Regions from separate parts of the Homo sapiens genome. Here all the other regions are linked to region 4. A link is an interaction called in ENCODE POLR2A ChIA-PET data of the cell type or tissue named here. Cell type or tissue: CD4-positive, alpha-beta T cell. All regions are shown on one strand. Each heading gives the region's core, and the rest is flanking DNA. Links, peaks and the distances in the headings are about the cores only.

Region 1 (6,057 bases), core at 1,391-5,390, 78 kb before region 4:
TTTTTAGCATATTAGTGGAATCAAGATAATCCAGAGGGGAGACAGGGAGGAAGATGAGCAGCATATATGTGCATCTATACTTCCAACTCCCAAAATAGGTAATTCAGGTTATGACTGCTCCCATTACAGAAAAATTCATAACACGGTTCCACCAATGATGAGAACCTTCAAGGCTCTTATGTATTTATCGATCACTAGCTGCTTGACAGGGAGGCCATGGGACACAGGAAATTAAAACGAATATGTTCAACACACACTAATCCCAAAGATCAGATAAAAATAAAAATAGAACATTTCCGAATAGGGGGAAATGGAGTTTGATTGTCTTAACACCCAGCATATACAAAGTGTATACAGTTATTTTGTAATGTAGAGTTATCATGAGGAAGGTGCAGAGAGGAGGTTCTGAACAATCTCTGATTGCTACATGGGTAAAATACTCAGATGTTTATAAGACATATAATCTCTCTGTTTTGTTTTTTTCCTCACTTGTAGTAGAAGTTTTGGTAGCAAACATAAGCCTTTCATCTGTCAAATGTACAGATTTCTTAGGGCAAACATAAACTTCTGCCTCTTTCCAGAGACAAAAAAAAAAGGGAACACTACGGGTAAATTGATGATTTAGCTCCAACCTCTCCCAGCCATATGTATGGGATGCTCCTGGTGTATCAGCCACCGTGGTTGGAATCCACCCCTCAGGGAGGCTGACCTTGCTTGGTGTAACTCACAGGGCTGGAACAACTATCTTCATCCAAGTTGATAGGAGAGGCAGCAGCAAACATGTTCTCAACGGAAGAAGTGCCAGATTTTGCTATTTACAAACTCCAATGTGGAGCAGTGGGAGATGGACAAAGCAACTCTCTTATGTAGAGATCATGTAGCAGCAGCAGTTCACCTCTAAAATTCAGCTAATATTTTCCTTCTTGCCATAGAACAGTGGGCAGGGCCAGGTGGACCAGCACCATAGTCAGTGACGCGGTGGCTAGGAAGTCCTTGGAAGTGCAAACCTTCTCAAAAAAGTAGACGGCAGTGGCTGGCGCACATGGAGGTTCAGGACAAGATGGAAGAGAATGCTTATCACAAAGCTGGTGACAGAGCAGGGGCTGGGGAGGGGCCGCTGCACAGGTCCATGATGAAGTCTTTTTGATGTTGAACCATTGGCATTCAGCAGTGATGAAGAAGACGGTGTCTCAAGAAGCTCTGGATCTTGACCCGCCATCTGCCAGCGTCCCTGCCCTACTTTCTTACTCAGAAATGGAAACATAAGCCCTATAGTGAGCCATAATATGGGATCAATGCCACCTCTTCCATGTGGGTGGCATTGACCGTCCCTCATATTATGGTTCCTTATAGGACTCTGTTCTTTATAGGACATCCTGCAGTGATTTAAAGGTGGCTCATGCCTGTAATTCCAGCACTTTGGGAGGCCGAGACGGGCAGATCATGAGGTCAGGAGATCAAGACCATCCTGGCTAACACGGTGAAACCTCGTCTCTACTAAAAACACAAAAAATTAGCCGGGTGTGGTGGCGTGCGCCTGTAATCCCAGCTACTCGGGAGGCTGAGGCAGGAGAATTGCTTGAACCTGGGAGGTTTCAACCCGCCACTGCATTCCAACCTAGGCAACAGAGTAAGACTCTATCTCAAAAAAAAAAAAAGCATCTATTTCTTCATTATCTCATTATCCTCATCACATGAATAAGTAATATCCATTCCCACAGGAGGTGGATGGCATCTTTCCTGAGAAGTGGGCACTAGAAAATAGATCAGCCATGCAGTGGACTCTTAGGATGGGATCATCCCCAGCAGGGCATTGGAGGCATTGGAGGCATTGATTTCAACAAGGTAAGGCCAAGTTGGATTGACGCATACCAGGAAAAGGACATGATTTCTGTTTATGTTTTGAGCATCTTCTCTTTTGAATGGTTTTCCTGCTAAAAATAACACATGCTCATTGCAGAAAATCTAGAAGGTTCAGAAGGGTGTGAAGAGACACCCCATCCAGAAATAAACACTGTTAATATTTTTCCTATTCAATTATTATTTGAAGTCATATTGAAGATATGATTTATTTTGGTTTTCTTTGCCCCATTTAAAAATATCCTAAGAGGCTGGGTGCAGTGGCTCATGCCTGTAATCCCAGCACTTTGGGAGGCTGAGGCGGGTGGATCACCTGAGGTCAGGAGTTCAAGACCAGCCTGGCCAACATGGTGAAACCCCGTCTCTACTAAAAATACAAAAATTAGCCAGGCCTGGTGGTGCGTGCTTGTTGTCCCAGCTACTCGGGAGGCTGAGGCGGGAGAATCGCTTGAACCTGAGAGGTGGAGGTTGTGGTGAGCTGAGATCACACCATTGCACTCTAGCCTGGAGAACAAGAGCGAAACTCCATCTCAAAAACAAAAAAAGCATTCTTTTTTTTTTTTTGAGACGGAGTCTTGCTCTATTGCCTGGAGTGCAGCGGCGCAATCTCGGCTCACTGCAACATCCACCTCCCGGGTTCAAGCAATTCCCCTGCCTCAGCCTCCCGAGTAGCTGGGACTACAGGTGCACACCACCACGCTCGGCTAATTCTTTGTATTTTAGTAGAGACGAGGTTTCAGCATCTTGGCCAGGAGATTGGTCTCAATCTCTTGACCTTGGATCTGCCCACCTCAGCCTCCCAAAGTGCTGGGATTACAGGCGTGAGCCATCACGCCTGGCCAAAAACAAAAAAGAAAATCTAAGAGTGTTTAGAAAACCCCTACTTCTTTTTTAAAGTAAGAATGGGAAAAGTGTGTATGAAGATGTTGGCATGCCAAAGCAATGAAACGGCATAGGCATTTGTCATTGTAAATCCTCATGTGTTGAGTAAGTTCACCTCCTCTGAAGTGGAGCCCATCTCCCACTACAGAAGCTGGAAATTCCAGAGACTTTCTCATCTTTCCTCGCAGCTGGGGCAGAGTGACATGATATAGATTCTACCCCTCAATGCTGTACGCCACAATGCTGTACCCCAAACAGCCTCACTTTGAAATCAGAAGCTGATAATCCAGAGAAACAAAGACTGTACAGAATCATTTGGACACTGGGTGGCAGCAGTTCAGCTTTCAGGATGTAACATCCCTGTTGCTGGCAATGCTGCCTGCAGCATCCCGTTGGGTGTCTTAATGGACTGGTTCTTAAGCACAACTTGGTTCCAGCAGCACGGCCTCCGAGCTTTCCTCTACTGCTCTTCAGAGTCTATAAGCCACCCAATATTCTTTTAACAAATTCCTTGACTTGCTTAAACCAGAATTGCTTTCTACAGCCTGCAACTACAACCATTGACCGAGAAAGTATATGATTGGCATGTTTAGCCCTATTTCTGTTACTTTGTTTTGGATGCTCCATTTTGTTGTTGTTGTTGTTTGCTTGCTTATTCTTTTTGTGATTTATTAGACAAATTGTATTTGATTTTCTATAATCATTTAGGCAGTGGCACCCTGTTTTTAATTGTCCTTAAGGTCATCAAGTATATTCTGAAACACATTATTTCTAGTTATCGGAGCTAAATGAACATTTAAAAAATTCTTCTCTGGCTGGGCATGGTAGCTCATGCCTGTAATCCCAGCACTTTGGGAGGCTGAGGCAGACGGATCACTTGAGGTCAGGAGTTCAAGGCCAGCCTGGCCAACATGGAAAAACCCCATCTCTACTAAAAATAAAAAAATTAACTGAGTGTGGTGGCACATGCCTGTAATCCCAGCTACCAGGGAAACGAAGGCACAAGAATCTCTTGAACCCGGGAGGTGGAGGTTGCAGTGAGCCATGATCGTGCCATTGCACTCCAGCCTGGGTGACAGAACGAGACTCTGTCTCAAGAAAAAAAAAAAAAAATTAAACATCAAATCAAATAAAAATTATTCCCTAAATACAATGAAAAAATGAAAATGAAAAATGAGTTTCTCCCTGGGAAGGCAGAGGCTGCAGTGAGCCAAGATCGTGCCACTGCACTCCAGCCTGGGTGACAGAGCGAGACTGCATCTCAAAAAAAAAAAAAAGAGCTTTTCCTTTTCCAACACACCACACACACACACACACACACACACACACACACACACACACACCACTTCCCAGGCTTTGCTAATTCAGTCAGGGATTATAAATGTTTGCCACAGTGCATCAGCTCACCTCTTCAACTCTGCTTCAAAGGAAGTCTGCATTACTGCAGAAACGAGGCAGCACAAAGAATGCCTCAGCTGTGCCCCATACTGTCCCAGGAACCCCCCTCCGTCCTGGGCATACGGGGATAGTTGGTCACCCTGGCCTAAGCCATACCCCAGTCTGAAGGATTGTCGGCTCTGCCCCTCACCCATGCTGTTCTTAAATTAGGAGCTTAGTGCTGGTCTGGGTCCCTCTGGCCAGAAACCAGAACTCTGTGCTGTCTTGGTTGACCTCTGTTGTCAACACATTGGCAATGTTTGCCGCTTTTTGGTTGAGACAATAAAAGTTTACCATCAGAAATTCTACAGCAACCTTAAAGGGAACTCTGCCTCCCCAAGGCAGCAGCACAAGAAAGGCCACCTGCCTGAGCTTCCTCCTTGGTGACTGCATTATGTTGAAAATATTCACTGTCCCTTCCTGAGGACGTATTATTGTCCTTGTCAATTGACATTAAACTTGGTCATGTAACCTGCAGTGCCCCTCCATGTAAGATTACACATCCCCACCCTGTCGAACACAGGGTAGCCATACAACTTTCTTTGGCCAATGCAGTGAGAATAGAAGTTGAAGAGCCAGCTGTAGTCTTCCCCTGGCAGGACACCAGCACTGGTCCCAGTGGGGGATGCTCAACCTGCGTCTTAAGTGAAAATGACATGGAACAAAGCTGAAATTGACTATAATGAACACAAGTAAGAAATAAATCTTTGTTGTTGTAAGCCACGAGACTTGGGAGTTGCTCATTGCTGCAAATAACCTAACCTATCTTGACCTTTACACTCTGTGTGAGCCCTTATTGTCCCTGTATCTTTGACTTAGAAAGGCGTGGACAATCAGGGGACTCTTTTGAGTCTTAAGTGGAGAAGACAGAGAGAATGGCAGGCTATACTGTCAGAGGAGCTGTGATGGGGACTCTCCTCTAGTCTCCATTACCCAAACAAGTAACAGAACAATCCACTCATGTTTTCTGGTTTGTTTTCATGAACCTGTAGAAAAGTTTGAGCCAAAGGAAGGTTTTATCTGAGGCTTTTCCAAGTTTATCTTTTTTTTTTTTTTTTTTTTTTTTTTGAGACGGAGTCTCACTGTCTCCCAGGCTGGAGTGTAGTGGAGCGATCTCGGCTCACTGCAAGCTCCGCCCCCCTGGTTCACGCCATTCTCCTGCCTCAGCCTCCCGAGTAGCTGGGACTACAGGCTCCTGCCACCACGCCAGGCTAATTTTTGTTTGTTGTTATTTTTAGTAGAGACGGGGTTTCACCGTGTTCGCCAGGATGGTCTCGATCTCCTGACCTCATGATCCGCCCGCCTCGGCCTCCCAAAGTGCTGGGATTACAGGCGTGAGCCACCGCGCCCAGTCCCCAAGTTTATCTTCAAAGTAGGTAGAGTCAACTCAAGTTAGCAGACATTCATTCCTTCATTAAACTGAGAGCTTGCTATATATGCCAGACGAGGCAGCATCTCTTCTGAGTAAACTGAAAATGTATCTAGGAGATAAATATCTGGAGTGAGCACCTATGAGGCACCATGAGAATAAAATATTACTTTTAGAAGGCTAATGTGTGATCAGTTCACCAAAAAAAAGTGACAATGCAAACACAAATCCAAAAGGAAATCTCAGTAAAGACAAAACATCAGAAAATGTACATAATTTAATCATGTTATTGTATAATAAACATTAAATTATAGCTGTGGTTGGGTAAGTCAAAATCAATACTAATGTATTTTTCTAAATATCTGTCCAGAAGAACCCCTTAGGAAACAAAATATATTCTGTGCCTTTCCTGGGAATGTGCTTTCTAACACAGGCTATCGAGTGTACTGAGAGAGGCAATTCCTATGCTGACGATGAGTGTAATATGGTGCAGCTATTCTGGAAGAGAG
Region 2 (6,057 bases), core at 949-4,948, 71 kb after region 4:
TCTGTAACACTTATTATCACCTGATAACATATTTATTTGTTTGCTTTATGGAGGTCTGTCCCCACTTGAATAGTCTGTGGTGACAGGGGAGTGGCCTGTTCCTGCTATAACCCCTGTGCTTGTTACAGTAGTGGGCATATAGTACATGCTAATGAATGTTTACTAAATTAATTCAATGAAACACTGAAATATGTGCCATTTAGCCCACTTTTGCTCATTTAATCCTCATAATAACCTGAAAGGTAGGCATTACTAATGCCATTTAGAGATGAGGAAACAGGCTCAGAAAGGTTATATAAATTCCTTTATGGAGTTTTTGATGCAGAATGTCTGCCTAGAAAAGAGTTTTGTTAATTATTGGGTACTTTAGGAGTTTTCTGCAGTTCTTATGAAGAGGAAAAGAGAAGTACACAATAAGGGTTATGCTTTTATTCTATTTCTCATAGTTATAATTTTATTTTTAACTCTTTTTAATTTAAATGTTTGTGAGTATACAGTAGGTGTATATTGTTATAATTTAGATCACGGCTTTCTTTCAATGAAGTCAAGGTCATATGCATCAATAGAGCTTCAAAAATATATTTGTCCTTTCAAAAAATAACCAAGTGCTGACTATACTAGTCGCAGTTCTCGGGGCTAGGAATACACAGTAAATGCAAAGTTCCTTGCCATATCGAGCTTATATTCTGGTGGATGTAACAGATAAACAGATAAAGAAATATACAATAAAATAAAGATATAAGGGCTATGAATAAAAAAGAAGGGCAAGGGTATAGAGAGAGTGATAATGGAGGTAGGTTTTACATAGGGTTAAAAATAAAATGTTTAATTATGACAAGGCTGTTAAGAAGGATCAAAAGCAGAGAGGAGAGAAAAGAAGAGAGAAGGTAAGAAGCATAGGGATTAGGTAGGCAATAATAAATTCAGCCAATAGTAAAAGTTCTCAATATATCAACTGATTCCCAGAGCTATTTTAGTTGAATATCATGAACCCAGTTATATATGCCAGCTCCTTAAACATTGTCACCAATAAATATATACATCATTGTTGCCATAATAGCATGATTTCTGTATCTCTAGGTTGTTTTCCGAGGAGGTGAAGGGGCTTTGCAGGTTTTACCTCCCCTAGTTGATGTCATTCCTGAAGCTAGGCTAAACTTGGTGATTTACTACCTTCGTCAAGGTAAGAAAAATTTGTCCTGGTCTTACTTACAATGAGATATTTTAGAATAGTTAAATATGTCTGATGGAACTATTTGCTTCACTTTTTAAATCCATACTTCCAAAAATATATTTGCAACAAGTTCATAGAACAAGTTTATTGGTGGTTATTTGTTGTGCCTTTTTTTATCCTCTTTCCTCTTCTGTCGCTTCCTACCTTCTCCCTCATTCTGTTTTTTCTTTTTTCCTTTTATTTTGCTATCCTTTATTCTCTATCCATTCTTTCTTTTTCATTGTTTTTCCTCCCCTTCCCTTACAGTTCTTTTTTCTTTTTCTAGTTTCCCCCACTGCATTATGTACATTCACATTTTCTTGTGTCTTTTGAAAAAAGTATTAACTGTTTCTTATTTGCTTTGATTGTCTGCCTTTCCGTTTCTTTGTACCCCAGGCTGCTTATGAGAAATACTATGATTCAAAGAGGATGTGATATTTATTGCCCCTAAGTAAGATTGAAATTGTCAGACACACGCCTAAAGCAGCCTTTTCTAACAGCTATGAGTACAGGGTAGCAGCCACCATGCATTTGTGGTGGCATTTGGTCATGGGCCCTGGACTAACAATGTGGGCCTTCTTAGGTGCATGGCAGAAACCAACCAGGACAACATATTCCTCATGGAGGAAAATGTATTTATTAAAATAAGAATATGAACTTGCAAACAGTCCTACTTTATTTTATTTGTTTATTTATTATTATTATTCTTTTGAGACGGAGTCTTACTCTGTCGCCCAGGCTGGAGTGCAGTGGCGTGATCTCCGCTCACCGCAACCTCTGCCTCCAAGTTTCAAGCAATTCTCCTGCCTCAGCCTCCCAAGTAGCTGGGATTACAGGCATGCGCCACCATGCCTGGCTAATTTTTGTATTTCTAATAGAGACGGGGTTTCGCCATGTTGGCCAGGCTGGTCTTGAACTCCTGATCTCAGGTGATCCGCCTGCCTCAGCTTCCCAAAGTGCTGAGATTACAGGTGTGAGCCACCGTGCCCGGCCTCTCTTTTATATAAAAGCAAAAAGAAATATGTTTTGGACAAGAATGAAATAAACAGCTTATATATTTTATAAATTATTTTTATTATGGAAAATTTCAAACATAGACAAAAATAAATGGTACAATAAACACCCAAATACTCACCCTGGATTCAGCACTTTTCAAGATATTTCCAGTCTTCTTTTTTCATCACCTCTTTTTTGTTCCTGAAATGTTTTAAAGCAAATCTCAGACTTCATGTCATTTAATTCCTATATACTTAATATATATATATATGTATCTCTTTTTTAAAGAAATCATTGCTTTTCTTATCTAATACAATGCCATTGGCATAGAATGCCTCATCCATGTTCTTAGCTTCAACAATTTTTAAGGTACTTCATGGCTTAATATGAGTTTTCTAAGGATATTTGGTTATTTTTAGCATAACTACTCAACACCGAACATGGAGAGTTAGAAGACAGATAAAACAGATCATATTTCCCATGAATATTTAAGTACTGAAGGATCTTATCTTTTGGGAGGACTGCTTCAGGAGGGTTTTCTGGAATACAGACTAGTATAATTACTTTGTTGTATTTCAGATGATGTACAAGAAGCTTATAACTTAATTAAGGATCTGGAACCTACTACTCCTCAGGTAACTGAGAATGTTTTATATTTTTACTAACCAAGTTCTGCTAAAAGTGGAACTTCAGAAATTTAGTTGGAAGTCATATTAGAGAAGATTAGGCAGACTCCTGCCTGTAGAATCCCAGGAAAAGACCATATGTATTCATTCAGGAATGTTATATGCGACTTGTGATATGAGAATGAATGTTCTAGGCTTTTTGATGTTTTTAAACTCCCTTATATGTAGTCATTTTGTCAAAAAGGGTAAGGAAATTTGGAAAATTCCTTTAGTATTTGGAAATATGAAAATTTAGAATTCTGATGAAAATAACAACTAGATACATGCAATTATCTCATAAATTGTCTGTAACTTGTCTTTCTTCCCCATTGGATCGTTAACTCCTTGTAGTCAGGGACTGTGTCTATATTGTATCTCTAACACTATGTGCATAAAGTATATAGTAAACATTCCATTTATTGAATGAAAGACTGAATGAAAAATATTTCCAGACCCCATGGAGTTTAAACAAGTATATTTCTCAAGTATATTAAAAGATTGAGCTTCTTTCATGCTGTTCTTTGTGAGCTCTCTTAAATGAAAGATTGATAAAGCTGCTAGCTAGGGAGGGTATCTATTAAAGAATTGATCCAAGTCTGAAAAAAGGGATAGAAGTGAGGCCCCAGGACTCCAAAAGAGAGAATACCTTATAAATGGATATCAGAGGACACTTTTTTTTTATTTAGGAAAAGGATTACTAGCAAAGAAAAGTTACTATAACATTGGAAAGGGGCCAGGAGTGGTGGCTCACACCTGTAGTCCCAGCACTTTGGGAGGCCAAGGCAGGTGGATCACCTGAGGTCCAGAGTTCGAGACCAGCCTGGCCAACATGGTGAAACCCCGTCTCTACTACAAATACAAAAAAATTAGCCGGGTGTGGTGGCTGGGGCCTGTAATCCCAGCTACTCGGGAGGCTGAGGTAGGAGAATTGCTAAAACCCTGGGGGTGGAGGTTGCAGTGGGCTGAGATCACGCCACTGTACTCCAGCCTGGGCGACAGAGCAAGACTCGGTCTCAAAAAAAAAAAAAAATTGGAAAAGAAAAATAATATATATGATATGGTCACAGAGAATGGCAGTGGTTGAGAAGGTAATAAAAATTATTATATCAACATTTTACTTTTTTTTCCATAGAATTGAAATAAAATGAAACTTATCTGCTGGAGCTTCCACTAAATTATTTTTGCTTAAGATTGAGAATTTACAAATATGGTAAATTTTGTTATATAGATACTTGGCTGCTGGAAACTAAATGAGTGTCTCCTAATTCTTTTATTCAAGCCAGGGATAGAACAGAGAAAAGTAACTGTGGGTAATCTTTGATACTTTATATAAAGTATTGAGTTAATGCAAGGAGTTAATTTGAAAATGATCTCATAGCTCCACATTCCTCTTAATCAGTGTTATTCCATGTTTCTAGGAGTATATTCTCAAAGGAGTGGTCAATGCAGCCCTTGGCCAGGAAATGGGTTCAGTGAGTATGAAATCACTGATAATCTATAGGTTGCAAAGTTATAAGTGTATGGAAGAGAACAAAATGACTATCAAAGTGCAAGCAGCAATAGGCTCTCCTGTAGCTCCTTTTATTTCTCCATATCCCCCAATCCAGACTCCACTGAGAAAAGAATGTTATGTTATTTAGAGACAAAAAAAAAAAACAAAAAAAAAACTTGTAACCCTAAAGACTCCTGCTTGTTTAAAAGGGTCCAATTTTTAAATAGCAACTTATTTAATAACTAACTTAAAAATCATTGCGCAACTTCATTCTTATTTGCAGCGACTTTTTTTAAACTTACATATATCTAGCTATAATTTTGGCATCTGTAAAGTAGGGAAAATTGTTTCTCTGGAGAAGTTATTTTTATAAACACCAAAACACTGTCTAAAATTAAGCTCTTATCCATCTTAATACAGCGTTCTTTGTTCTTTTTGGAACAAAATGGGATACAAATAAATCTTTTTATCTCAAGTTCATTCTGCAGTGCCTTGTATAGTAGATAGGCAGCAAATATTTATTAAATAAATGAGTTTAATAAATACTCCTTGTTATATCTACAGCTCCTGTTCCAAGGTCTGATATATGGTAAAAGAGCAATAGGTATTTGTAGAATGATTGAGTTCATTTAATGAAGTTTTAGGATAGAATTTAAGGATTTGATTCTTTTTCTTCTCCTCTGCCTGTCCCTGCACAGGTTTTAATTCAGTTTCGGGTCTAGTTGTTATGTTAATGAGAATTAGTATTGTTTGGGGCAAGATTTAAAACAAAGGTATATTTAAATCCTGACAAATATGTTAGAACCATATAGTATAATAAAATAAAATATTTTTACCTTATTCCTCTATATCAGCTCAGTTTGTTTTTCAGAGGGATCATATGAAAATTGCCCAGCAGTTCTTCCAGTTGGTGGGAGGATCAGCTAGTGAATGTGGTATGTCTGAAATCTGTACTTATGATCTGCTTCATAATTGGAGTGGGGCATATATTGACCGTGAAGTTTGATTCTCTGTCTAGGGATGTATCTATTAGGCTTCACATTATAAAGTGGGAGGTCAGAAATAAGAGAGAATATTGGAATTAGTTCTTCTCAACATCTCAGCGAAAGTGGGATAAGAGAATAAATAGAGTAAATTTCCTGTTTTGTTCCTGAGAGTTTTAAAACTTTGAATCAGTTTTAGATATAAAATGTTATTTTTTACTGAGTTTTCAAGAGCTCTTTTGAGCATTAACTTTTGTCACATTCTGGTAGGTCATTTGCCTTTAAACTTTGCCTATGATATTTTTTTCCATATAAAAATATTAAAACCAGCCAGGCATGCTGGCTTAGGCTTGTAATCCCAGTACTTTGGGAGGCTGAGGCAGGCAGATGGCTTGAGCCCAGGAGTTCAGGACCAGCCTGGGCAACATAGGAAGACCCCATCTCTATAAGTAATAATAAAAAAATCAGCCAGGTATGGTGGCACACACCTATGGCCCCAGCTACTTGAGAGGCTGAGGTGTCAGGACTGCCTGAGCCCAGGAAGTTGAGGCTGCAGTGAGCCATGATTACACCACTGCATTCCAGCCTGGGCAACAGAGTGAGACCGTCATCTCAAATATGTATACACCATACAACCAATACTACAGAAATTCAAAGAATCACCACGGGCTACTATGAGCAATGATATGTCAGTAAATTGGAAAACCT
Region 3 (6,057 bases), core at 1,383-5,382, 190 kb before region 4:
TCTCTCTTTCTGGTGTTAAAAGACAGTTTTTTATGCCCTTATTTCAAAATCTAGCACACTTGACATATCGTACCTTTTCATTTCACTCTATTTCTCTAATAATATGCAACAATGTGATTACCCCTTTAGACTCCAGCAAAACTCTGAGCTTCTGTCCTGAGAAAAGGATCAGCGAGGGCTCCGAGCTCCTTATTTTACATGTGCCATTTAAATTGCTGGTCTCTACATTTGCCATTGGCAACATGCAGCTGCTACTTCTCTGTCCACACGTATGGGTTTGTAACACTGCCCTGTGCTCTGGACACAGCTGCTGGACCCCTCCTTCACCACGGGAAACTTCTGGCAGATCAGCAATTTCACGATTTCACTGTGAACTCCTTCTTCCAGATCGTGTCTAAAGATCCTTAACAACACACGTCCAAACCCTCTTCCCTCAACAATCTGTTCTTTATGCTTCGTCCTGAGAACTCCCTCCCTGACAACGGTACAGTGGTGATTAATTTTTTATTAGCTTTTAGAATGGAATGCTATGCAAGGGCTACTGAAAAGGAAGTAGATTATATCCATCTGTCTCTCTACCCATGTACCTACTTATTCCATTTTAAAAGTTCTAATAAATTTAAAAAGTATAGTTTCTTCTTCTAGAAATCACAGTCCCCAAAATCCAGTGATACCCACCTTGATTAAAGATTCTACAAGTCTGTCTAGTGCTACAGTTTGGATGTTGGACCCCCTCCAACTCTCTGGTTGAAATGTGATCCCCGATGGTGGTGGGGGAGCCTAATGGGAGGTATCTGAGTCATGGAGCAGATCCCTCATGAATGGTTTGGTGCTGTCCTCGAGGTAATGAGTTCTTGCTCTACTAGTTCCTGAGAGAGCTGGTGTTAGAAAGGGCCTGGCACCTCCCTTCCCTCTCTCTCGCTTCCTCTCTCGCCATGTGATTTTTATACTGGCTTCCCTTCGCCTTCCAGCAAGAGGGGAAGCAGCCTGCGGCCCTCGCCATGACACCAGCACCATGCTTTTTGTATAGCCTGAAGAACCATGAGCCAAATAAACCTCTTTTCTTTACAAACCCAGCCTCAGGTATTCCTTTACGGCAACATCAATGGACTAAGATGTCCAGGCAGAATGTAAGCCAAGAAAATCTAATCCCAGTATCCTTTCTAGACTACTGCCTATGAGATTCCTATCTGGAACCCTTATAACCATGGGAGTCATCATCACTTTGGTTAACATTTTCAATTTCAAAATTTATTTTCTGAGCAAAATCACATCTCTCTAGAAATTACACAGCCAATTAAAGTTGAAAAACACATGCAAAAAATATATATAAAGAAAATGAAAATCACCTAAAATTCAACCAACCAAAGAAAATCACTGTAAACATTTTAGCATTTTCCTTCTATTCTTTCTCCATGAATTCTGTATTAACATTTGGATTACATGGCATACATACTTTTGTAGCCTCTCTTGAGTTTTATTTTTTTTTTTTTTTTTGAGACAGAGTCTCACTCTGTCCCCGAGGCTGGAGTGCATTGGTGTGATCTTAGCTCACTGAAACCTCCACCTCCCGGGTTCAAGTGATTCTCATGCCTCAGCCTCCTGAAGAGGTGGGATTACAGGCACACACCACCATGCCCAGATAATTTTTGTGTTTTTAGTAGAGATGAGGTTTCACCATGTTGGCCAGGCTGGTCTTGAACTCCTGGCCTCAAGTGATCCACCTGCTCGGCCTCCCAAAGTGCTGGGATTAGAGGTGTGAGCCACTGCACCCAGCCCACTTGAGCATTTTTCTATACCACTCACTAATTTTTTTTTAAATGACTGCATAAAATTCCAACACATAAAGATTTACTATAATTTTATTTACCCATTCCCCAATTGCTGGACATGTAGTTGTTTCAACATTTTCACTTTTACAAATTAAGTTTTGATAAACAGCCATGTAACACTGTACACAAATCCTTGTCTACATCTTCATGTTTGGTCACTCTAAGGGGAGGAGAAGCAGAGCATGGCTTATAAGCAATCTATCAGATGGCACATTAGCCTGGATGTGCCACTTTTACAAACCTGCATGCCTACTAAGAGAGCTTGCATGTCAAATTTAGCACTGTATTATACTTTCACGGTGTCCTATAACTATTTCATGTGCAGAAGTTAACTCACACCTAGACCTTGGGCTCTAGGAAGCCAGGGATTGTTGAATAAGGCAAAGCTTTTATAATTCATTCTAATTTTTATTCTTTGTTGATACTTATTCGTTTAATGATTACTCTCAATTGTGATTAGTTTTTAAATTTCTCTGTAACTTACTGCATCTGGCAAAGGAACTATTTTAGAAACCTAAGGACTACATTTCTGGGAGGGGGACAAAGGGTAATGATGAGAGGGACACACTGGTAAAAGGGCTAGAGGACGATGATGCAGTTCTAGGCAACACTTCCCGGCTCCTGCCCCCAACCCACAGCCAATGTCATTTGCGTCTTTTTCTCTAATGCCTCTAATCCACCCACCTCCCTACCCTGCCTGCCAGCCAACACCCCCTGCTTCAGAGTTCTACCCTGGTTTCCTGTTTCTGAAATGTCATAGCTCTAAATATCCCATTTTCATAGTTCAACAAGTCAGCAGTTGGTAAAGAAAAAAATCCACATAATTCATATGGAGATGGAAATTAATGACAGCCCCAACCTCCAACTTTCTGTGAGTATGGGCATTTTTAAATGGGTCGCATTTCAATTCAAACAAATCTGTCTTTTGTAACCTGTCTGCCAGTTTACCAAGTAAAGAAGATTTAGGATAATATGAGACAACCAGGTGTCTCCGGTGGCGGGTACCTGTAGTACCAGCTACTCAGGAGGCTGAGGCAAAAGAGTCGCTTGCACCTGGGAGGCAGATGTTGTAGTGAGCTGAGATCATGCCACTGCAGTCCAGCCTGGGCGACAGAGCGAGACTCTGTCTCAAGAAAAAAGAAAGAAAGAAAAAAGCTCAAGTGAAGAGAGGCTACAAAAGGATGTATGCAGTGTCATCCAAAGGTTAATAGAGAATTCATGGGGAAAAAAGAATGGAAGGAAATATGCTGAAATGTTTACAGTGATCTTCTTTGGTTGGTTGAATTTTAGGTGATGTTCACTTTATTCTTTACACATTTTTTAATGTGTTTTTCAAAATTTCTCTAATTGGCTATGTAATTTCTAGAGAGAGGCGATTTTGCTCAGAAAATAAATTTTAAAATGAAATTGAAAATGTTAACCAAAGTGATGACTCCATAATACCATGGAAGCCGAGAAGATGAAATGCTCAAGCAGAGGGCAGCACGTCTCCCTCTATCTGCTCTCCTATGGTCTCTTCCAGTTGAATGATTTATCGCTATGATGCTATCAATAACACTGACCATTCTATCAAACAGGCTACATTTTTGTTAATTAAAAACTACTATTTGATAAATGAGGTCCTGTGATGATATGGCAACCCAGTAAGACAATTCTGCTCTGCTCTGCAAGGTCTATTGTTATACTACTACTTACTATGGGCTTGGTAAATATTTGTCTAGACTCCAGTTGAACTGAAAAGCTGCCAGATTCAGTGGCTACCCAATATAGCGATCAGTGGAAATCAGAAATTTCTCATGGCACTTCTCATTTGCATAAAAATACAGGGTTTTAGATGGAGTGTGCACTCACACGCAAGCGCTGTCTCTCTCCCTCTCTCTCCTTCCCCTCCTCCTTTGATGTGGAGTACCTGCACCACACTGTTCCCTGCAGCTACAGTGGCCCTTCTCCACATCCGCCTTCTGGTGGAAACCTCGCTGAGCAGCTGGGCCAGCTTGCGTTCCATCTCGGCTTGAAACACTTCATTCTGGAGTTGCTTCTCCATGACGCCCAGGAGAACTACATTTAAATGAAAACATACGTGGCACCCAAAACAAGTCAGCAGTAAAAAAACAGTGTGTGTGTGTGTGTGTGTGTGTGTGTGTGTGTGTGTGTGTGTGTGTGTGTGTGTGTGTGCGCGCGCGCGCGCGCGCACATATGTATTTGAAATTAATGCAAGATTGCCATAAAATGCCAATTCCTAGACAGAAAACATCAAAAGGAGAAAAAGTGATCATGAATGGGGAGAGTCCAGGAAATGCAGCCCACAAGAGCTCCAAGCTCTCAGTGTTACCCAGACTGGCGGCCAGAAGTCCCAGGAACTCAGCACTGCAGGAGCTTTGGCGCAAAGGGCGCCTACGCAAGATCAAACATTTTGTCTGCACTTATCTCAACACTTCTGGAATTGGTGTGAGTTCATTGTCTTGCCTTGAGACTTGGACTCACAAACTAACTTGAAAAAAGGAAGCCTGCCCATCTTTAGTTATCTATTTCAGACAAGATGATCTCAACAGACAATCACTTGCCAGTGTGGTCTGGGAGGAAGGAGCATGTGCTTTTCAACCAGAACTGGTTTAAGTTTTCTTTGAGATACAACCATGGGCAAGTTACTTAATTGCTATAGAAATTATCTGGAAAAGACCGCGGATGGCACCATGCAAAGCGATAGGACCTTGACGTGGGATGCTGTGTGTTCGGCAAGGAGAACTTGCAAGATGCAGGAACCCCGTGAATGGCAACTATCACTACCCCACATGCTCTCTCGTGCCCAGCTAGTTCCTGTGCTGCATGCACACTGGACAGCTGGTGAGTACGTAAGTACTGTTCAGACTTTTGTGCACTAGGTTAGAAAGGCCTTCAACTGCAATGCCATACCTCTAAATATCTGACCCACTCCCCTAAGACAAAAAAAAAAAAAAAAAAAGCTTCCCAGGTGCCAAGCCACCCTGCTTGTCCTTATTAAACTAAACAAATAACACTTTTAGAAAAAAAAAAATAAAACAAGAGAGAGATCCTTGCTTCTAAACCTCACCCTATTCTGGGTCAGAAGATTGTCAGTTCCTGTTAGACTCTGCCCTGAACTTGATGTATGAATTTTAAAGAAAGTCAGTCCTTTTTGTTCTATAACTCAGTGGGATATATTCCCACAGCCAAATTTGAATCCCTTTCCATTCATTCTTTGCCAAGAATGTAAGGTACATTTTGCCCTAAATTTAGGAAACAAGAAAGGCAGCATCATTCTCAATACGCCTGCATAGACTTCTTCTCCTTACAGTTCCCAAAATATTACATAAGTTAAACATACCTGTTCTGACCCAAGAGGACTTCAGCAACTGAGATAAGTTGAGCTGTGGATACTGGAAGGCTACAAAAGGGAAAGAATTAGGGAAGGAGAAAAATATCTGTAAAAACAAAGCCATGTTTACAACAAAGTCCCAACACATCGTCTTTACTATTTAGCTCTAAATGTGAAAGAACAAAATGTCAGATTAGCGTGAGGACGTGGACAGTAGCCATTTCTGAACACATTAGTCTCAAGGAAAAAGAGAGAGATAAAAAGAAAAGAAGGGCCGCTCCAGCTATGTCACAGGACACTGCTTCACAGAGAGGTCACCGGCAAGTTCTCCTTTGAATGTCACTGTTCCACAGCAATCCATGTTCACACCGTGCCCCTCAGAGCCCTGGCTTTCCCAGCAAGGTCTCAGGGTAAAGTGACCACATGCGTTGACCTGCCCAGGACCAGCCAGTGTGCCCCGCCGTCCGGCATCCTCATTTTAGCCATACACACACTGAGCACAACTGAAAGCGGCTCTTTGTAAATAACAGCTTTATCTCTGTCTACTTTCATATAGAATAACTTCTGTAAAGTTATTCTTTTTAGTTTAATTAACAATACACTAAAATACACTACGAATCATTAGGCCATTTGGTTGTTTCATTTTGAAAAAGAATTGGAATTTTTTGGCCTGATTTCAACTCTGGAATCTACTATTTTTTTTTTTTAAATAAACGTCTCCCCTTTCCCCCACTGCCTCCATTGGCATTGTGAAGCTAGTTGCTTCAGTCAGGAAGAAAGGTTTCATGTTTTCACTTATTGTTTTTATTTTAAAATTTACACAGTAAATGTCACTCTTTTCAGTATACAGTTTTATGGGTTTTGATAAATGTGTATATATTCACATAATCA
Region 4 (6,057 bases), core at 624-4,623:
AGATCCAGGAATGAACACGCATCCCAAAACACAAGCAAAAACCCAAGCCGGAAAAATGAACAAAAACAGATCTGAAACTTTTTCAAACCAAAAAAATTTAAATCGGCATCCTGAATTATTTAAGCCACTGTTCCCCCAACTATTTAAGCAGGGTGCAAGCAGAGATCGTGGACATAAATCACATAAAGGGTGTGGTAGGAACACATTATGTGATAGGCATTATTTGTTGTGATTAGTGTCAGGCCTCTGAGCCCAAGCTAAGCCATCATATCCCCTGTGACCTGCACGTATACATCCAGATGGCCTGAAGTAACTGAAGAATCACAAAAGAAGTGAAAATGGCCTGTTTCTGCCTTAACTGATGACATTACCTTGTGAAATTCCTTCTCCTGGCTCATCCTGGCTCAAAAGCTCCCCCACTGAGCACCTTGTGTCCCCGGCCCCTGCCCGCCAGAGAACAACCCCCTTTGACTATAATTTTCCACTACCTACCCAAATCCTATAAAACGGCCCCACCCTCATCTCCCTTCGCTGACTCTCTTTCCGGACTCAGCCCGCCTGCATCCAGGTGAAATAAACAGCCTTGTTGCTCACACAAAGCCTGTTTGGTGGTCTCTTCACACGGACGCGAGTGAAAATTAGTATTGTACAGACAAGCTCAGCAGCATGGGCCACGATCAGAGCTTGAAGGGGGTCATGTGTAGGTTTCAGGTGGCAGAACCTTCCTTCCGACTTTCTTCTGATCACTCTGTCCCAGCTCCAGGTGCCTAATATTGGCTAGTGGGCTTCAGCCAGGAAATAGTATGAAAGTCTCCCGTGGCCTCTTGGGGTTTGCTAAGCTAGCGATGCTGAAAATTTGGTCCCTAGGCCAACATCATCAGCATCACTTGGGAGGTTTTCAGAAATGCAAATTCTCAGGCCCCATCCCAGACATCCCAGGGTGATTCTCAATCTTTTAGGATGCATCAGCATCACCTAGACAGGAGGTCCATTAGATTCCTGGGCCCCCACCCTGGAGTGTCTGAATCAGTAAATCTAGGGTTGGAGGCCAAGAATTTGCATGTCTAACAATCTGGTTTTACGAACATACTTGGAGTATAGGCAGCTCAGGGCCACCTCCCCAAAAAGGACAACAGGTCCTACAGAAGGTTGGTTAGAAGCTGTGGGAACTCCCCTCTCGCCAGTACAAAAAGAGCTCTCCTACTAATTATTATGAATTTCCCAGGACAAAACAAGCGTTTGCAGAATGCTACCCACACTTGGAGCAGATAAACCTCAAACAAAGAGGGCGAGTTGCAGTAGGAGGTGATAACTTAAAAAAAAAAAAAAAAACAGCAAAGACATCCTTGAAAGGAGCAGAATTGTCTCTCTTTAAGGAGCTCAGGCCAAAAGCCTAAAAACAAACGACCTTTTCACTTTTCTCTTCCAGCCACAGAACAAAATGTTATTTTAGCCCAGGCAATAAGCGCTCTCTCTCACCACGGGTGCAGTCTAAACAACTAGCCTGCACAGTGATTCTCATTCCTGGCTACACATAATGATCAACTGGGCAGTGTTGAAAATAACCTAACCCTGGGCCACACCCTGGAGACTGGCTTCATCTTACTGCGGTGGGAGCCCGGGTGATTCCCACGTGCAGTCTGAGCTGAGAATCACTGGATGCGCTTGTCAGATTTGATTCTGAGTTAGATTCCTGAACTGGATGTTCACCTCGGAGCTCTTGCACTTCACAAATCGGTAAACACAGGACTAGCTCTGAACTCAACAGTCAGACCAAAAAGAGACAGTAACCCGAGTCTTTTTTTTTTTTTTTTGGACAGTAATTATATCGAAGTACTCCTTCCCTTCTCTCCTTCATCCCCTCTGCTCCCTAACACCTAATAGGGTTGGCAAAAACAAAAAGATCGTTGATTTGTATAGAAAACAGGAAATCACTCACCATGATATAAGCCAGGTAAAAAAGGAACCAGGATGTGTGAAAGATAAAATCTAGAGAACATTGAGCTAAAGAATAAAATGTCATCAGTCAAAACCAACCCTAACGCGATATTATTTTAAAGCCACGAGGCTCCTACTCCCCATATTTGTACTTCTGATATTCAAGATTAAATTGCCGTGTTATTAGAGGGTAGGGATGGTTTACTGCCTCTAGAGCCCCTAGTGAGATGGAGGAGAAACAGAATAGACCAGACGAGATCACATGAGCAGGGTAACGAAGGATGTGGGGAGACACAGAGGGTGGAGCCGAAAAAAATGAGCTTCCTTTAACCACAACTGTATTACCCAGAACACAGCAGGCACAAAGAGAGCCCCAGCTCACTGCAGAAAATGGTGAACCTAAGGCTGCAGCCACGGCAAGCCACAGCCTGCACCGAGGAGGAAGAGGAAAGCACCGAGGGCCTTGCAAGACTGGAGAGCAGAGGAGGCTGGGCCCGCTGAGGATAGGGGAGGCCGGAGGCCAAGAATCCGCACATACCCTACAGTTGTACCAAGAGTGGGACAAACAGCACCGGTGCCACCAAAATATCATCTTTCTGTTATTATGGACAGTCTCTCCAGTCTTGACTTCTCTAGTCCCCTAAGTTCATGGTTCACAAGCTTGTTGCCCATTAAAAACCATCTAGGGACTTAAAAAAACAAAATCCCAAAGTCCAATTCAAACCCTAATTAAATCAGAAGGTAGGAGACGGGCATCAGTATTTTTTAAAGATTTCCTAAGTGATCCCAACATGCAGCAAAGTTTGAGAAACATTGCCCTAGGTCCACATCAGGACTGAGAAAAAGGAGAGTAGATGGCCGCAGGTGGTGGCGTTACTGCTACAATGTTTTTTTTTGTTTGTTTGTTTTTTGAGACGGAGTTCCAGTCTTGTTGCTCAGGCTGGAGTGCAATGGCGCAATCTCAGCTCACCGCAACCTCCGCCTCCCGGGTTCAAGTGATTCTCCTGCCTCAGCCTCCCGAGTAGCTGGAATTATAGGCATGCACCACCACTCCCGGCTAATTTTGTATTTTTAGTAGAGACGGGGTTTCTCCATGTTGATCAGGCTGGTCTTGAACTCCTGACCTCAGGTGATCCACCCGTCTCAGCCTCCCAAAGTGCTGGGATTACAGGCGTGAGCCACCGTACCCGACCACCAAAATCTTGATGATCAGAGAAAGTAGTTCACACAAGCCCCCTCTCCTCTCACAGGCTGGCTTCTCCCCACCACCCGCCACAATACTTCCCAGCATAAGTCCCTCTGAAAGTTAACAAATATTAACCAGAGAGAGATTAATTAACTGGTTGACAGTATTTCAGGATCCTGTGAGTGACAAAGGAAGGGGTAGAAGCCTCTAGAATTGTCTATCATTTGTGACACAAAGTTTGTGCTCAATAAATATTTATTGACTTGGTACCTAGGATGCCAAAAGTTTCCTATGTCTTTTGGTCTGTCACATAAAAGTCATAGAACCCCTAATCTCTGAGAAAGATCACTTAAAGAAAAATCTTTCATTTATTCAGAACTAAAAAATTCATTTCTTTTACTCACTCCCTCAAACTCGAAAGCCACATAAAACTCTGCATTTGCAGTCTTCCAGGAAGTGTACCCCCAAGGAATTATATGTTTCTGAAAGTGTGGTTTGACCCCTGCAAATGGATTCTTTAGGGTGGTATTTAAAAATGCAGATCCTGGGGGCGCAGTGGCTTACATCTGTAATCCCAGCAGCTTGGGAGGCTGAGGAGGGTGGATAGCTTGAGCTTAGGAATTCAAGACCAGCCGGGGCAACATGTCTCTATTGAAAATACAAGAAGTTAGCCGGGCATGGTGGCAGAGGCCTGTAATCCCAGCTACTTCAGAGCTGAGGTGGGAGGATTGCTTGGTGGGAGGATTGCTTGAACCCAGGAGGCAGAGGTTGCAGTGAGCAGAGATCGTGCCACTGCACTCCGGCCTGGGTGAGAGAGGGAGGCTCTGTCTAAAAAAATAATAATAATAAAAATAAAAAATAAAAAAAAGAAAATTTTAAAAATAAATGAATAAAAATGCAGATTCTCAGGCCCCAACCCTCCTCTTCGGAACAGAATTTCCAATAGGTGACTTGGGAACCTGCATTTTAGTAGACTCTCCCATGTGATGAAAATGCATGTCAAAGTTTGAGAAGCACTGCTCCAAAGCTAGGTAACTGCATCCCAGAAGCTACTCAAAACAATCCATCATGGATGGAAACAAATATTGGAACTCCATATATATATATATATATATATATATATTTTTTTTTTTTTTTTTTTTCTTTGAGATGGAGTCTCGCTCTGTCGCCCAGGCTGGAGTGCAGTGGCGCGATCTCGGCTTATTGCAAGCTCCACCTCCTGGGTTCACGCCATTCTCCTGCCTCAGCCTCCCGAGTAGCTGGGATTACAGGTGCCCGCCACCACGCTCGGCTAATTTTTTGTATTTTTAGTAGAGACGGGGTTTCACCGTGTTAGCCAGGATGGTCTGGATCTCCTGACCTCGTGATCCGCTCGCCTCGGCCTCCTAAAGTGCTGGGATTACAGGCATAAGCCACCAAGCCCGGCCGGAACTCCTTATATTTCTTAATGTAAAAAAATCTTTTCAGCCCAGAAAAGTATTGCCTGGGCTGAAAGGGCTGGAGGAGTGGGGGGACTCCCTGGTTAACTGAGAAGGGGCACAAGAGAACCTTTAGGGCTGATGAAAATGTTCTGTATCTAGAGTGTTGTGATGGTTACACAGGGGCATCCATTTATCAAAACTCTTTAAACCATACACATTATTTACCTTTTTTTTTAAGATGGAGTCTCACGCTGTCGCCCAGGTTGGAGGGCAATGGTGCAATCTCGACTTACTGCAACCTCCACATCCTGGGTTCAAGAGATTCTCCTGCCTCAGCCTCCTGAGTAGCTGGGATTACAAGTGCACGCCACCATGCCCAGCTAAATTTTTTTTTGTTTTTTTAGTAGAGATGGGGTTCCACCATCTCTGGTGAAATTCCTGACCTCAAGTGAGCCGCCTGCCTTGGCCTCCCAAAGTGCTAGGATTACAGCATGAGCCATGGCGCCCGGCCTCCATACACTTTAAATGGGTACATTTTATTGTATGTAAATCATACCTCAATAAAATTGATTTTAAAAAGTTTTAAAAAGTAGAACAGTAAATAGTATACAAATTAAGAATTTTCCATCATAGAATGTTTAAATAAATGTACACACATTAGGAGTACATGCTCAAAACATTCTCTGCTGATAGGCATGCGGGATCAAAATGTTAGGAAACGATTTCCCTTAGATGACCTCTTTTAGCTTCATTTTCTAAATTGGTCTAAAACATATTAAAATATCTTCCCAGTGCCAGGAGTGGTGGTACACATCTGTAATCCCACCTATTCAGGAGGCTGGGGCAGGAGGGTGGCTTGAGCTCGGGAGTTTTAGATCAGCCTAAGCAAAATATTGAGACCCCCGTCTCTATTTTAATAAATAAATAAGTAAATACAAAATAATACATAAAAAATAATAAAATACTATCTCTTCCCTGTATGGGAAATAGAGAAAAGATCATGAAATAAGTCTCCCCTCTCTCCTCCCAACCTGAGACCAGCTCCCCTGCTGCAATTTGGTTGAAGTGATTTCTCACTGGGCCTGAAATCCTAGGTGCTCCTGAAACCTTTTACCCCTTTTTCACCTCTATGTTACTATGGCTTCTTCTGTTCCAAAGTAGCCGCAGGAAAAGCTCGCAGATACCTGGTTTGGAAGTAAATACAGGCAGAAGCAGTAAGCAAATTAGAACCATTTAATGGATGGAAAAATATATCTACTTATTTTAAATGTGTAATTTTGCCATCTCTGCATTATGTAAAAAGTAGAAAATATTGTGTTATCACATGCTTCATTTGTCACTATTTAAGATTTTATCATGGTTCACAATATTACAATGTCATAATGTTTGTTAGCTTAATTTCTAAAGAAAATTGCAGACACCGAGAGTCAAATTTGATCAAATTAAAAATTTGAGATGTAGTGTTTGTGAAAAGAGAACAAAAATTCCCAAATGATTCTTACAGGGTGCACC

Evidence for each region. ChIA-PET counts read pairs that join two places held together with the same protein. Peaks named below come from ENCODE experiments on the same cell type or tissue, not always from the same donor. Only the 100,000 strongest peaks of a DNase experiment are listed, where the experiment ranks them.
Region 1: POLR2A ChIA-PET joins it to region 4 with 7 read pairs; 8 of 35 experiments call an interaction of 5 or more read pairs at or near these places.
Region 2: POLR2A ChIA-PET joins it to region 4 with 5 read pairs; 3 of 35 experiments call an interaction of 5 or more read pairs at or near these places.
Region 3: POLR2A ChIA-PET joins it to region 4 with 5 read pairs; 3 of 35 experiments call an interaction of 5 or more read pairs at or near these places.

What each region holds. Positions count from the first base shown.
Region 1 is chr7:139,014,180-139,020,236 of GRCh38, forward strand. No RefSeq gene overlaps it. Among named protein-coding and RNA genes, the nearest start is that of ZC3HAV1L, 19 kb to the right of the region's middle. In CD4-positive, alpha-beta T cell, for the core only: a CTCF peak has its summit at 3,038 (motif pointing right); a DNase peak (open chromatin) is centred at 3,082.
Region 2 is chr7:139,164,052-139,170,108 of GRCh38, forward strand. IFT56 (intraflagellar transport 56) reads left to right here. Exons shown (of 18, transcript NM_024926.4): 9 at 1,081-1,183; 10 at 2,789-2,844; 11 at 4,293-4,346; 12 at 5,238-5,301. Among named protein-coding and RNA genes, the nearest start is that of IFT56, 33 kb to the left of the region's middle. In CD4-positive, alpha-beta T cell, for the core only: no CTCF peak of the experiment used is centred there; no DNase peak of the experiment used is centred there.
Region 3 is chr7:138,899,847-138,905,903 of GRCh38, forward strand. It overlaps KIAA1549, which reads right to left. Exons shown (of 20, transcript NM_001164665.2): 7 at 5,176-5,235; 8 at 3,742-3,890. Among named protein-coding and RNA genes, the nearest start is that of KIAA1549, 79 kb to the right of the region's middle. In CD4-positive, alpha-beta T cell, for the core only: no CTCF peak of the experiment used is centred there; DNase peaks (open chromatin) are centred at 3,765 and 4,165; H3K4me3 peaks cover 629 bases.
Region 4 is chr7:139,093,183-139,099,239 of GRCh38, forward strand. The region is part of intron 1 of ZC3HAV1 (zinc finger CCCH-type containing, antiviral 1); the gene reads right to left. Among named protein-coding and RNA genes, the nearest start is that of ZC3HAV1, 14 kb to the right of the region's middle. In CD4-positive, alpha-beta T cell, for the core only: no CTCF peak of the experiment used is centred there; DNase peaks (open chromatin) are centred at 1,147, 1,629 and 2,269; H3K4me3 peaks cover 2,352 bases; H3K27ac peaks cover 2,613 bases.